Regions from separate parts of the Mus musculus genome. Here region 2 is linked to region 1. Evidence: chromatin contacts called from ENCODE POLR2A ChIA-PET data. All regions are on one chromosome and are shown on one strand. The core of a region is the stretch at or near the end of the contact, and the rest is flanking DNA. Distances in the headings are between cores, read along the strand shown.

Region 1 (6,735 bases), core at 2,344-4,843:
CCAAGCCATGCAGGGACAGCAGGATTCACAGAACCAGCAGCCACTTAGGAAAAGAAAAAAAAAAGACAAGAACAAACCAAAAAGACCTATTGCTACTTATTTTTAGTGGCTCTACCCTAGACCATCCAGCTGTCTCTCTAAGTGCATGCACCTGCCTCTCCCTTACACAGGGCTCTGTGACTGGGATTTTAGTACCTCATATTACAAGAGCCTCTGATGAACAGGTCTAAAATCAAATTATGCGGAATTTAAACTTAACAATGTTTTATTTTGCTATAACTTTAACTTGATAAGCTAGGAGAAAATACACTCATACAAGACCACAATCACAATCTCAAAGGCCCACACAAACTCAAGTTACAGGTTTTGTCACTAGACCAAACCGGCATAATTATGAAAATTAACTGCTTGCAAAATAAAATAAAAAATAATAAAAAAGAAAGTAGTTATTCTGTAGGATACATCAGGTATGACTCCTTTAATCTTGGCCATCATTCAACTTCATCTTGACCTTTAACTCTTTTAGTGCTTGTCAGAAGGACTTGTCATGAGATGCTTGGTCAAATATGACAGATGGCTTTATCTTTAACTTTGAAAAACAACCTTTTCCCCCTTTGTGGATAAATCGAGGCTTTGTCTCCCATTAGGCTTGTCCTTCTTCCAGCTTTTCTTTATTTTTTCTTTTCCCAAACTCTCCCTTCTCTTCAAGCCTGATCCTTAAGAGGTCTTTGGCTTGTCTACTTGCCTTAAGTGTTGAACTCTACTCTAAAAGTTCTTTCATGCTTTCTCTTTGGGGTCTCCATAACTGTACAGCTTTACATTCTGAGGTAACAACAGAGGACAGCAAATTAGGGGACAATATTAAAGAAGTTTACCTCATTGTTATACAATTTGTTTTCGATCAAGTGATTCAAAATAACAAACAAGATTACTAAACTTTAATTGCTAAGAACAAGAACATATTAACTTTTAATTTGACTTATAGCAAAGATGGTAGCAACCATTGTATTCAAATTTTTTAAAAAATTACATATTATAATCACTGATTTGAGTTTCAGCAGCAAGGATGGGAATTTAAAGGTTTATTTTTGGATTAACTAAGAAATAAGAGCAATGAATCAGGAAATTTTAAAAGATTTGAAGACATAAGACATTAGAAGACAAAAAGACTATTTTTTATGTTACCACTTACATAAAAACTTGAATTTCAAACTTCAACACCCCTCACTAATCATCCATCTGAAGAAAGGATATTGAACATATGCAAATCCTCTTGGACGCCGAGTGTAGAAATCAAGTGGGACATAAACATCTACTATTGGACCATAACGACCAAATTCCCGACGTAAATCTTCAGACCTAAAACATCATGAAAAAACTCAAACTTTTTATGCTCACATTCCTGAACATGTTCACATTTTTCAACATCACCTTAAGGAATATAAGGATTGTGGTTGATAATAGCATATAACCCATGGATCCTTATACCCCTGCCTTTGCCAACAAGCTTTCTGAGCTACAAGGTGGCACACACCTTAAAAATTCCAGGACTCAAGAGGCAGAGTCTAAAGCTAGCCTGGTCTACAGAGGAAGTTCCAGGACACCTAGGGTTAGTTACATGGAGAAACTCTGTTCTGAAAATCCAAAGATAAACAATGCATCTCGGGATGGGGATTACACCATACAAAGGCAGCTCAACTTTAAATCCACCACTGTGAAATCAGAGGTAGAGGGATCTGGGAGTTCCAGATAAATCAGGGTCAGTGAGACCCTGCCAAAAAAAAAAAAAAAAAAAAAAAAAAAGCGCACGCCTTTGATCCCAGCACTTCAGAGGCAGAGGCACGGGGATTTCTGAGTTCGAGGCCAGCCTGGTCTACAAAGTGAGTCCTTGACAGCCAGGGCTACAGAGAAACTGTCTCGAAAAACCAAAACAAACAAACCCGGGTCTTCACTGTTCATAAAGGGCATGTCTTCAACTTTTTTAAAAACTGAAAGACTGCTGCTGGTGGTGAACACCTTTATTCTCAGCACTCTGGGAGGCAAAGGCAGGAGGATTTTTGCTAACCTGTCTACAGAGCAAGTTCCAGGTCAGCCAAGGCTACAAAGAAACTGTCTTTAAAAAAAAACGAATAAATGGCAAAAACAATCATCAAATATTCTAGCATTCTGAAAAGTATTGTATATTTGTTTTAAGGCAGGTCTCATTCTAGTCAAGTTGGTTTGGAACCCAATTTCCAGCATTAAGCATTCCCATCACATCCCCGCTTACGCTAAAATTGTTCAACAGGGTCAGCCATTAAAAATCTGAAATAAAACCATCACAGTATCTACATACTTCATACTTAAGTATTAAAACGACAAAATGGAAAAATTTTTAAGTCGTTAATTAACCACTTTTGTTTTATGCGTAATGACAAAGAGGATACAAAACTCCACAAAACAAGAAAAACCCAAAACCTCAGTTTTTCTTCGGAGTTTATTTTGTACGAACACGAAGAGTAATCCTGTGATAAAAATCTCTTCTGAAAAATTCCGAAGGCAATTCAAAGCAAAGGACAAGCTGTGAAAACAAAGCCCTTTACCAGGCGAGACTCGAACTCCCAGACCCGTCTTCTGAGTGCTGGGGCTACGCCCGGAGACAAGGCGGACTTTTATTAAAAGTACCGCCTCCGTTCACCCAAGTTAATCACGAAGGTCCCTAACGGGAGCGGTCTCTCCAGCACCTCGTTTTCAAAGAGATTTCCGCGAAAACACGTGGATCACTCCATTTAACCGAAAAATTGTTACACTCGCCCCAATCTCCACGACTCCTCTCCCCCACAGCAATCTCGAATCCACTCATCACCATCCACACAGATGGGGGAGATGGAGCTGCAAACCCTCCCCTCCGCTATCCCGTTATCCCACTCGCATCTTTTCCATCTTCTGACTTCGTAGCCCGAGCTGACCTCCGACTCGCGCCGATCCTCCCGCCTCGGCTTCCCCGAGTGCTGGCCTGGGCCGCCCCGCCTGGCAACCCTTTTCCCGTTTTCAACAACAAAAATCCCTTTCAGGCCGAGGGGGGCGTGCACCTCATGGAACGTGGACGTCGGATCCATGAGGGACACACACGTCCGGCCCGCCGGCTCGGCCCAGCCGCCGAGCACGCGGGGGAGGACGGGGCCCCCGAATGCCCGCCACGCGGCCCTCACGCCTGCTCGCTCGCCAGCGCTCGGCCCGGTGTCCGCCCTTGCTCCTGCAGGCCGGCGGCGCGGCCTAGAGCCGGCGCGGGCCCCGCCATCTTCGCCCCGCCCCTCCCCCGCGCCACGGCCGCCGCTCGCCGGGCGCCCGCGGCCTCCCTCCCCCGCGCAGTAGCTGCTCCGGTGCGCTCACCTGGTGTCGTCCGCCACGTTCCTGACGAACAGAGACGTGTTAGGGGGGCGCAGGTATCGGGACATGGTGGCGGCGGGACTCTGGGCCGGCGGCGCTAACGGGCTCGGGCAAACCGTCCGCAGCTCCGGCGGCGGCTCACATCCACTCACACCACACTCGCACAGACCCAGAGGGCTCCGCTACGGCAACTGCCTCTTCTCGCGAGACTTGGCTCCCGCCTCCAGGCCCCCTCCCACCTCCCGCCCCGCAGCACCGGCGGAGGGGGACAACGGCTTTTTCCCGCGAGATCTCTGGGCGTGCGCGCGCCGCCGGCCTGACGCGCGCACCGCGGCCTCGCTGCCGTTCATTGGCTCCAGGCGCGGGCTCCTCCCCTCCCCCTCTTTCTTTCTTTAGCGCTGCGCTTTCCCGCCCTTTCCCGCCCGGCCGAGCCCGCCATCCCTCCTCCTCTCGGCGAGCGCTCGGGTTAAACTACCATGACCGGGCTCGGGAGCCTCGGAGCCAGCTAGAGGCTGCTCCGGAATCCGCTGTTCGGAGTTGCGCCTGGGCTTCTTATCAGATCTCTGGCCAGAGAGAGGAACTTAGAGATTCTTTGTGGGGTTTGGGGGAGGGGCAGAGCTTTCGGCGTGCCGTGCGTGCAACTCTCTGCCTTTGCTGCACATCCGCGTCACCTAGGCACGCAATTCCCTCCCCGTGAGACCCGGGCCCTGCTGTCCTTGTCTCTGTTGCTCACATGCAAGGTGCCTGAACCCCTTTTCCAGCCTTGAAGAGGTGGTGTTTGTCTCTTTGTTGTTTTCTGGGGATCCAATCTAGGTCCTTGGATTTGCTAGCCAAGTTTCTTCCCACAGACCTGCCTGCACCCTAAGACAGACACTGCCCACTCACCCCGGCCCATCGTCCCCCTCTTGCTCCAGTCCCCCTCCAACTTTCAGTCCTCATCATGGGACTCCCCAGCTACAAAAAAACCTTGGCTAGCTGGTTTGCTTTTCTCCCTCTCCTTTTTTCTCCTCTCTTCTCCCTCCCCTCCCTCTCTCTAGCGCCTCCTCCCCTCTATTCCCCACGTTGAGGGAGCGGGCTCAGTGCTTTGTTACTAGTTCCCTCTTTGGCCTCCTAGGGCACCCATACACAAGTGGGCAATACACTTAGATTTTTATTATTGTTTTTGTGTGTGTGGTTTTTTGTTTGTTTGTTTGTTTGCTTGCTTTTCGAGACAGGGTTTCTCTGTACAGCCCTGGCTGTCCTGGAACTCACTTTGTAGACCAGGCTGGCCTCGAACTCAGAAATCCACCTGCCTGTGCCTCCCAAGTGCTGGGATCAAAGGCGTGCGCCACCACTGCCCAGCGCCCTGTTTTTAAATATGGCTTATATGCGTTAATATCTACGGAGTTCAAACTTATGAGTGAGAAGATGCACACATCACTTCCCTCACATACATCACACAGTCTCTGGTAAACATGAGGACTGCGGAGAGAATGAGAGTATGACCAAGAAGAAAAGCAAGAAGTCCAACACCCCTTGACCACCAGGCTTTTGGGCACGTTGTGCAATTTACCAAACAGCAGCTCTGCCAAAGGAGTGGTGTGAAGGAGGCTGTACCGAAGGCCTTCAGGAAAGTACTGCCCGCTGGGAATGCGTCTTCAGTATTTTGTTTGAATCTTTGCTTTATTGCAAGATGGTATAATTGATTTAAATTATAATTTGGTCATCTGGGTGGGGGAATAAGTTGCTGCAAATCTTTTTGTTCGAAAGCGACTAGAGAGGTGGCTCAGCGGTTAAGAGCACGCGCTGCTCTTCCAGAGCACGGACCTGAGTTCAGTTCCAATGTAGGTGGCTCACAGCCGCCTGCAACTCCATCTCTAGGGGATCCAGCACCCTCTTCTGACTTCTGCGGGCACCGGCACACCCATACCCACACACACATGCTCACATTTCTCTCTTTCTGTTTAAAAGCGCAGGGAGGATTAGAAATACCCGACTGGCTGGCAGATCGATGTAACCCAATAAATGAACATTTCTTAAGAAAGGCACTGTAATTTCAGTAGCAACCCAGGAAGATTCAACCACGTAGATGAGCTCCCATCAGCCAACTGCTTCTGGCTGTCACCATTGAGATAGGTGTATTTACATAACATGTTGCACTGGAGCCTTCTCTGTGAGCAGCTTGGGTGTACAGTGTGCCTGTCAATCATCTCTCTCTCCTGCTGTGTGAAGATGATCTGTTCCGCCTACTTCTCCACCCATTACATCCTGCAGAGAAATAGGAATATTCCAGGCAATTTTTGCTTTACCCCCTTCTATGGTCTACGTACCATCCATAAGTGACCTCCAAGGCCACGACACTGTAGTTTCTCTGTCCAAAGGAGCAAAGGTAGTGGTGTGTTTGAACCAGTAACTTCTCTAATTCTCTAGCATCCGGGATCTGTTTAATGGGTGCCTGGTTTGCTTCTTCTAGTCAGGCAATGTTTTGCTCATTGAATTTATCAATAAATTCTCCAACAAAGACATCATGTTTTTAAAAAAATTACATGGATAGTTAACTGCTATTGATATAGTAGAGAGATGGTCTCTCGGCAAGCAATAACATATATATGTCTGTGGATAGAAAACACAAGATAAGCATGGCATTGTGGGGCATGCCTTTGATCCCAGGTGCTTGGGAGGTAGAGTCAGGAGGATTTCTGTGAGTTGGAGGACAGCCTGTTCTATACAGTGAGTTCTAGAACAGCCAGGGCTACACAGAAAGACACTGTCTTTAATAACAACAAAAATACAACCCAGGTTAAACCTACTTCCACACACCTAGGACCCATTACACTAGTTTTAACATTTATTTACATAGACATGCAAGCAAAAACACTCAAACACTCACTATGTAGCCTTCCTTGGTTTGGAACTAGACTGGTCTCATACTCACAGATTGCCTCTGCCTCCTGAGTGCTGGGATTAAACGTGAACACCACTCCCAGACCTCTTACTTTCTTTTAACTCCATAGCCCTGGGTGATCTGGAACTTTCTATGTAGACCAGGCTTGCTTAGAACTCACAGAGATCTGCCTCTGTCTTCCAGGTGCTGAAATGCCTGAGCCACCATTCCTGGTCCTCCCTTTATTTTCTCAGTGATGTGGTAATATACATCCTGACTAAAGTGTGAAGAAATCTCTCAGTAGCTTTAATTTGCATCTTCTTGATGGCCAAGGATGCTGAACCCTATTTGAAATACTTATTGGCTATTTATGTTCCTTAAGAACTGTCTGTCCCTGGCCTGAGTGAGCCAGGTTGGGGGGGGGGGTCCGAGAGATCGGGCCAGAGCAGAGGGAGAAAGGGAAGGGGGAAAAAAACCTGTCTGTCCAATTATTGGTCCATTTA
Region 2 (7,265 bases), core at 2,146-4,645, 39 kb before region 1:
CTAGCTAGCGTCTGCCTGCCACTCCCCACTGCTTTGACCAAGTGACATTGTGCAAGTCCATACTGCTGCTGAGCCTTGTTCTCCTTATCTGTACAATAACGCTGTCTATCTCTCTGCAGACAGCCTTCTGTGTCTCCGGCCTTCAGGGCTTTTCACAATCATAAGCAGAGGCTGCTTGAAAACCCCTCTCCTAGTCCTTTGAGAGAATCCAGCTCAGGGGGGGTGAAGCTGATGCTCAGGTGGGCGGGAGCAAAACGCCTTGGACTAGAGAGGGATTCCGGGATGTGGGACCCTCAAGTAGCTGGGGGCTAGGTGGACTCTGATCCCTGGAAAGTTTGGGGAAAGGGGCTCCCTAGGGGAGATTGCTGAAAGTCAAATATTAGAGATAGGCAGGGTTTTGTTTTGTTTTGTTTTGTTTTGTTTTGTTTTGTTTTGTTTCGAGATAGGGTTTCTCTGTGTAGCCCTGGCCATCCTGGAACTCACTCTGTAGAGCAGGCTGGCCTCAAACTCAGAAATCTGCCTGCCTCTGCCTCCCAAGTGCTAGGATTAAAGGAGTACGCCACCACTGCCCAGCGAGATAGGTGTTTTAAGTCTTGACAATGAATCTGGGACTACAGCTATTCCAGCAAAATGGTGAGGCCAGACCCAGCAGGGAAACGCCGACCTAAGGACCAAATGTATCTTTTGTTGGTGTCAGAGTATTAGTGAAGCTCTCTATGTGACCTGTGAGGCTACTCCCACTGGCTTGGCAGGGTGATGCTCAGAGTTCTATTGGATTCCATCAGAATCAATACAAGGTTCGGGCACCCTTAGAACACGCAGTCAGAGTAACGGGGGCAGAAGAGTTGAGGACACAGCTCAGCTGTTTAAAAGCCTGCTATGGAAGCACAGGACCTTCTGTGGAGTCCCCAGGGCCCACAGGAAAAAAGTTGGTATGATAATGCGCCTGTAATCCCAGCACAGCCAAGGGGAGACATGACTCTCTGGCCAGCCAGACCTGCTGACTGAGTGAGCTTCAGGTTCAGAGAGAAATTGTCTCAAGAAACAACATGGAGAGCAACTGAAGAAGACATCAATGTCAACCTGTCTCACTTCCACAAGCTTACCCACACAGGGGCATGCACCCTCTCTCACACACACAAATAAATAAAACAGGGAACAGTGAGATGGGGAGGCAGCCATTTTGGCAGTTTAACTGAGGAGAGAGGAAGGGTTGCTTCACAGGTGGGGAGTCACACGCATGGGACCACACAGATTAGGGAGCAAGCTCCCTTGAGCCACAAGCAACTGCAGAACTGAGGCCATGTCCCCCTCCCCCCTCCCCCCGCCCCCAGACTTCCTGAGTCTGTCATGAGCCCTTCTTCTGCCCAGTCCTGGCTTTCATGACCATGGCACATCTCTCTTGAGACCGATTTCTATCCTAGGGAAGGAAGTGGTACCTCCTTTTCATATTTCTAGTCCACAGCATGGGCAGAGGGGACAAGGCCAAACTCTCCACCAAAGCTATTCACGGAGCCCCAGTGCCGTTGTCTCTCCCTAACCAGTGTCACCTGGCTGAGCCCTGACCACAAGCCTGAGGGTGGCGTTCTCAGACCTGCGCTGCCCCAGAAGGAAAAGCTGAGGGCCAGAGAAGTGGAGTTATTTGTGCCAAGCCATAGAATGTTAAGAGTTAGGATTAAACAGGAGCCTCCGCCCCAGGACTCCCACCTTGACATCTGTCTTCCCTCAATAAGAGTGACTTCCAAGGAAGCAGAGCCCGGGTCTCACAGTCTAGTACCTGTCGTCGTATCTGACAGCCAATCATTTCACTGCACCTCAATTTTTTTTCCTTCTATAAAACACAGGCTTCAAGCCGAGCGTGGAGGCACACGCCTTTAATCCCAGCACTCGGGAGGCAGAAGCAGGCGGATTTCTGAGTTCGAGGCCAGCCTGGTCTACAAAGTGAGTGCCAGGACAGCTAGGACTACACAGAGAGACCCTGTCTTGAAAAACCAAAACCAAACAACAAACAAACAAACAAAACCCCACAGGCTTCAGATTGCCCAGGTGAGTCCCAAGGCTTTAGTCTTCTGGAGTCCTTTTCAAACCCCCACCTGCTATGGATGGCCCAGTAGAGTAGACCAGGACGCCAAAATACTCATATTCAAGCCAATATTCTCAAGAGATGCCCCTGGGACTTCAGGGGAGTAGCACGCAGCCTCCCTCTGCCGAGTGTGGGGTAGGGTAGCATTTAACCACAGAGGTTGACTTGTGAGCAGCCAATAAAGGAAACCTTGAAAGGGCCTTGGAGCAGAGCCCAACCCACAGAGAAGATCTGTGTGGCGTGGAATTCTGTTCCCTGGGCTTGTGTGGCCCTTTCTTTCCAACAGCTTCGATTATCTACAGGAGGCCTTCAAAAAATCGTGCCTGTACCAGTCCCTGTGTGTGGGGTCATTAGACCCTCCCCTGACGTTCCAACACTCCATCCCTCCCTCCTGCTTCACCCCTGCAAACCGTCCTGTCTGCTGCTTGGAGGTGGACTGTCAACTAATGGGGACACCAGCGATGTCACTAGCTTTGAGCACTTGTCACCATGCTGGGGTAGGCTTTTTGATGATACAATTGCCCAAGCCACCCATGTCCCTACAGACAACACCAATAAGTTTGTCCCATTCACTAAGCTGGACTGGAAGCAAATTTTCTTTGGCCTAGAGTGGCTATCTGTTTCAGGGGTAAATAGAAATAGACTCCCCCAAAAAGGCCACCTAAGTTTTGGGGGTTTATTACTGTGAAGAAAGGCAAGGAAAATTCTATCTCAGGAGAACCAGTCTTGAGCTATGACCCATGTTCCCAGTCCGACATCCATCCCCCTGCCTCAGACAGTTCCCTTTTACTTAGCGAAGAGTTAGGGAAGAGTTGAGGTTAGAACATAGGCTTTCTGGAGCGAGGAGTCTGAAGTAAAACAACAAAGGAAGTTACACTCACTGTCATTTGTCAGCCGCTGGGCCCCAGGGTCTTGTGGAGCCTTGTCCTGGCTATTCTGTATCCAGATCTGGAGACCCAGCAGGGACCCCCACGTAGGTCCCAAGAGCTGCAGCTCCAGCCTGGGGTTTCTTGCTCTCACACTTTCGCAGATGAGTGAATGAGAGGAGGTCTGGTGCAGATAAGTGAGTGAGAGGAGATCTGGCCTTCCGTACCGGTTACCACTTCCCCTCTGGGTCCTCAGTGCCACAGTGTTCTTGCCCTGCGGTTGAATTCTCTCTTCCTAGGAACTCTGGCCAGGGGAGGGCATAGGCATAGACCTTAGACTCCAGAAACTTGGGTTCTAATCTGGCCCCGGGTGTATGCTGTCCTGCAACTCACTTGACCTCTGTAAAGTTTACATCCTTTTGTCTGTGACATGTGCCAGGCTATGTGTGTGCCTCATGCCTCCTCCCTCTCGCCCAGAGCTTTGAGATGCAAATGCCTGCAGGTGTTGGCAGATGACATGAATGAACGCTGCTGGCTCCTGGTTCTGCTCCATTCTGTGACTGTGACAAAAGCAAGTTCAGAAGCTGGGCATGATGACACACACCTTTAGTTCCAGCACTCGGGAGGCAGAGGCAGTTCAAGGCCAGCTTGGTCTACATAGCAAATTCTAGGACATTCAGGGCTACAAATAGAGACCCTGCCTCAAAAATCACAAAGCAGAAAATCAAAAGTGTGTGTGTGTGTGTGTTTATTTCAGCTTGCAGGTGACAGTTTCTTATTGAGAGAGACATCAAGGCAGGAACCCAAGCAGGTACCTGAAGCTAGGCTTGTTTGCTATTTGTGGTGGTTTGAATATGCTTGGCTGTAAGAGTTGCCTTGGTCATGGTGTCTCTTCATAGCAACGAAACCCTAGCTAAGACACCATTCCACACAGCATTACCTCTAACAGAGGAATTTGCTATGAAGACATAGCAAGAACTGTGGAGGGGGCCAGTTGCTGGCTCAGTTGAATGCCAGCTTGTATCCTCCTAGATCTACCTTGAGTTTTGCTGCAAGGTCTCTCACTGGAACCCAGGATTCACCCGCAAGGCTAGGCTGGCTGTCTCCATCTACCCAGTGTTGGGATTATAGTATTCTTCACCATGCCTGGTATGTGCACACAAGCATGTGTGCATGTGCCTGTGGATGCTCGTGTGTGCACGTGTGCATGTGAGTGTGCATGTGTGTGCATGCATGTACATATAGGCATGTGAGTGAGTGTTTTGCCTGCATGTGTGTATGCACACCACATGTGTGCCTGGTGCCCTCAATGATCAGAAGAGGCTTCGGATCTCCTGGGTCTGGGGTTTCAGGCAATTGCAAGCAGCTATGTGGGTGCTGGGAATTGAACCTGGGTCCTGTGGAAGAGCAGCCAGTGCTCTTAACCACTGAATCACCTTTCCCTTTTAAAGCTGGGTTCCAGGGGATTGACCTCAGGGCCCCATGCTTGCAGAGTAAGAACTCTGCAGATTGGTCTCATCCCATCCCAGGAAGTGTGTTTTCTCCTTTTCCTTCCTTCCTTCCTTCCTTCCTTCCTTCCTTCCTTCCTTCCTTCCTTCCTTCCGTCTTTCTTTCTTTCTTTCTTTCTTTCTTTCTTTCTTTCTTTCTTTCTTTCTTTCTCTCCTTCTCTCTCTCTCTTTTTCTTTTTTCTTTTTGGTATTTCAAGACAAGGTTTCTCTGTAGCCCTGGCTGTCCTGGAACTCACTCTGTAGACCAGGCTGGCCTCAAACTGAGAAATCTGCCTGCCTCTGCCTCCCAAGTGCTGGGATTAAAGGTGTGTGCCACCACTACCTGGCTTAGGAAGTATGTTTCTAATGTCCAGTTCTAGAACATACTCTGGTATTGTATCTTCCTCATACATTTTTACAGCTATCATTAGGTAAAATGTTTAAGTGGAATCTTATGACCATCACATGAAGTCTTCTCTATAGGAGGGATGATCAGGGCTTCTTCAGGAGGGAGATTTTTATGCTGTGGGTAATGTTGCTAGATTCAGCATGTGAGAATACAGCAGAAATGTTTGAGGGCTAGAGAGATGGCTCAGTGGTTAAGAGCACTGACTGCTCTTCTGAAGGTCCTGAGTTCAAATCCCAGCAACTACATGGTGGCTCACAACCATCTGTAATGAAATCTGATGCCCTCTTCTGGTGTGTCTGAAGACAGCTACAATATACTTAGATATAATAATTAAGTCTTTAAACAAAAAAAGAGAAATGTTTGAGATATGTATGTACTAAGAGTTATTCAGGGCTAGGGATGTAGCTCTGTGGTAGAGTACTTGCCCAGCAGGTGAGCAGCCCTTAGCTTCCATCTCTAGGCCTGGAACAAACTTTTTCCTTTTTTGTTACAGTGAACAGTTAACAGGGTGTTAGGGTGTTAATTAGGTGATTTGTGAGACAGCCCTATGCAGGGTGTGTGTGTGTGTGTGTGTGTGTGGTTTTGGTTTTCACACCAGCAGGAGGTATTCTCCTGACATCTAGTGGGTAGCCTCCAAGAATGCAGCTAATGCGGCTAAGCATTACACAACTGTGGAGGCTGAGGACCCTGCTCTTGTCCCGGATCTGACGTGTTCGGAGCAGACCTACTGCTGCAGGGAGGGGCTGCTGTGATAAGGAGAGCCTTTGGGGGAGGGCAGCTCTTGCTTCTCTCCCAAGAAAGAGTAATTGCCATCAAGAAACAGGGAGAGAGTTCAGGTCCTCCAAAATGAGAGTAAAGGCCAGAAAGGCAAGGCGAGGCCCTCTTGCAGCCTGTGCTTGACCTGTGTAGAGTCATAGAAGCAACTGGAGGTGGCAGGGGTGACCTGGGAAAGATGGAGCTAATGCTCAGAATTCTCACTCCCAGACATCTGGCTCTGAGGAAGCCGCCATGGGAAAGAGAAATGGCATGTCCCCCAACACCTGGCTCTGTCTGCGGCTCAGGGTGTGTGATGGTGGCTAGAGGCATGCACACATGAGGGAGGGAGGGAAGGAAACATTACAAGAACCAGGGAAAAGAAGTATGCAGAATTGAGTTCTCTCTTTTAAAAGTTATGTACTTTATTATTGAAGTGTGTTTATTGTCTTTAATAACTTATTATTTGTATTTTTATATACACTGGTGTTTTGCCTGCATGTATGTCTGTGTGAGGGTGTTGGATTCCCTGGAACAGATGTTAGACAATCGTGAGCTGCCATGTGGGTGTTGGGAATTGAAGCCAGGTCCTCTGGAAGACCAGCCAGTGCTCTTAACTGCTGAGCCATCTCTTCAGCCATGTGTGTGTGTCCATGTGCAGTACTTGAGGAAGCCAGAAGGTGCAGCCTCAGTTGCAATTGAAGGCCCAGGACTGAAGGGGTCATGCAGTGTTTTGGAGATGCAAGTACCATGAGATGACCACCAAGAGCAGCAGCAGCAGTGGAGTACAGACATCTGGAGCCTAGAGGATGACGCGTGTGCTACAAAGGGCCTGGCTGGAGAAGTGACCCAAGCCCTTGGAGGAGCCCAGAAGATCGTGAGTTGGATCCCAGACATTGGACAGTTGGAGATTGACTTTTGCTTTTGATTGTGACTGTGCCCTGATATTTTCCCTCTTGAAGGAAGAAACTGTTTTAGTGGAGCCCACAGTTAAGAGACTATTAATTGTAAAAAGACTTTGAATTTTAAAAGAGATGGATATTTTAAAGAGATTGAAATTTTAAGAATATGTAAAGAATCTCTGAATCTCTGAAACTGGAGTTAGAGGTGGTTGTAGGCTGTCATGTGGGTGCTGGGAACCCAACTTAGGTCCTCTGAAAGCGCAGCAAGCTCTCTTAACTGCTGAGGCATCTCTCCGCCCCTCTGCTACTCCATCACCACCTCCTGGGCTCTCTCTGGTGTGATAAGTCACTTCCTTCATCTGGTCTCAATTTCCCCATTCCTGGAATGAGGAAGTTGGAGAGAAAAGGTACCTTTAAAACCTCCACACACATCTGAATCACCCAGGGACCTGACAAACAGATTGCTGGCCCTGACTCTGACTCTGACTCTGATTTCTGGCTGGAGGTGGGAGGATTGGGTCAAGAATCTGTGGAGAGAGGCTAGGTACGGCAACCCCAGGAGGTCCGGACTTCTCTGTCCTTAGGAAGCAGGTAAATGGAGGAAAGTTGGTTTATATCTCAAATGGTCAAGTGCTGGGCAGCCAGAATCAGTTCCCATGGAGACTGTCTTTCATAACAGATTTCTTCTGGGGGGAATAGCAGGATTTGTAGGGTTTTTTTGTTTTTTGTTTTCCCATCAGGAAACCCTCCACCAAGAATGGGTGG

The links. ChIA-PET counts read pairs that join two places held with the same protein, here RNA polymerase II (POLR2A).
Region 2: POLR2A ChIA-PET joins it to region 1 with 14 read pairs in embryonic stem cell. The contact joins the promoter of Cnr2 here to the promoter of Srsf10 in region 1. POLR2A ChIA-PET finds 5 or more read pairs at or near these places in 3 of 5 experiments (Patski and embryonic stem cell).

What each region holds. Positions count from the first base shown.
Region 1 is chr4:135,852,929-135,859,663 of GRCm38, reverse strand. Srsf10 (serine and arginine-rich splicing factor 10) reads right to left here and starts at 3,593. Exons shown (of 6, transcript NM_001080387.2): 1 at 3,373-3,593; 2 at 1,255-1,359. The coding sequence starts at 3,437.
Region 2 is chr4:135,891,319-135,898,583 of GRCm38, reverse strand. It overlaps Cnr2 (cannabinoid receptor 2 (macrophage)), which reads right to left and starts at 3,395. Exons shown (of 2, transcript NM_009924.4): 1 at 2,965-3,395.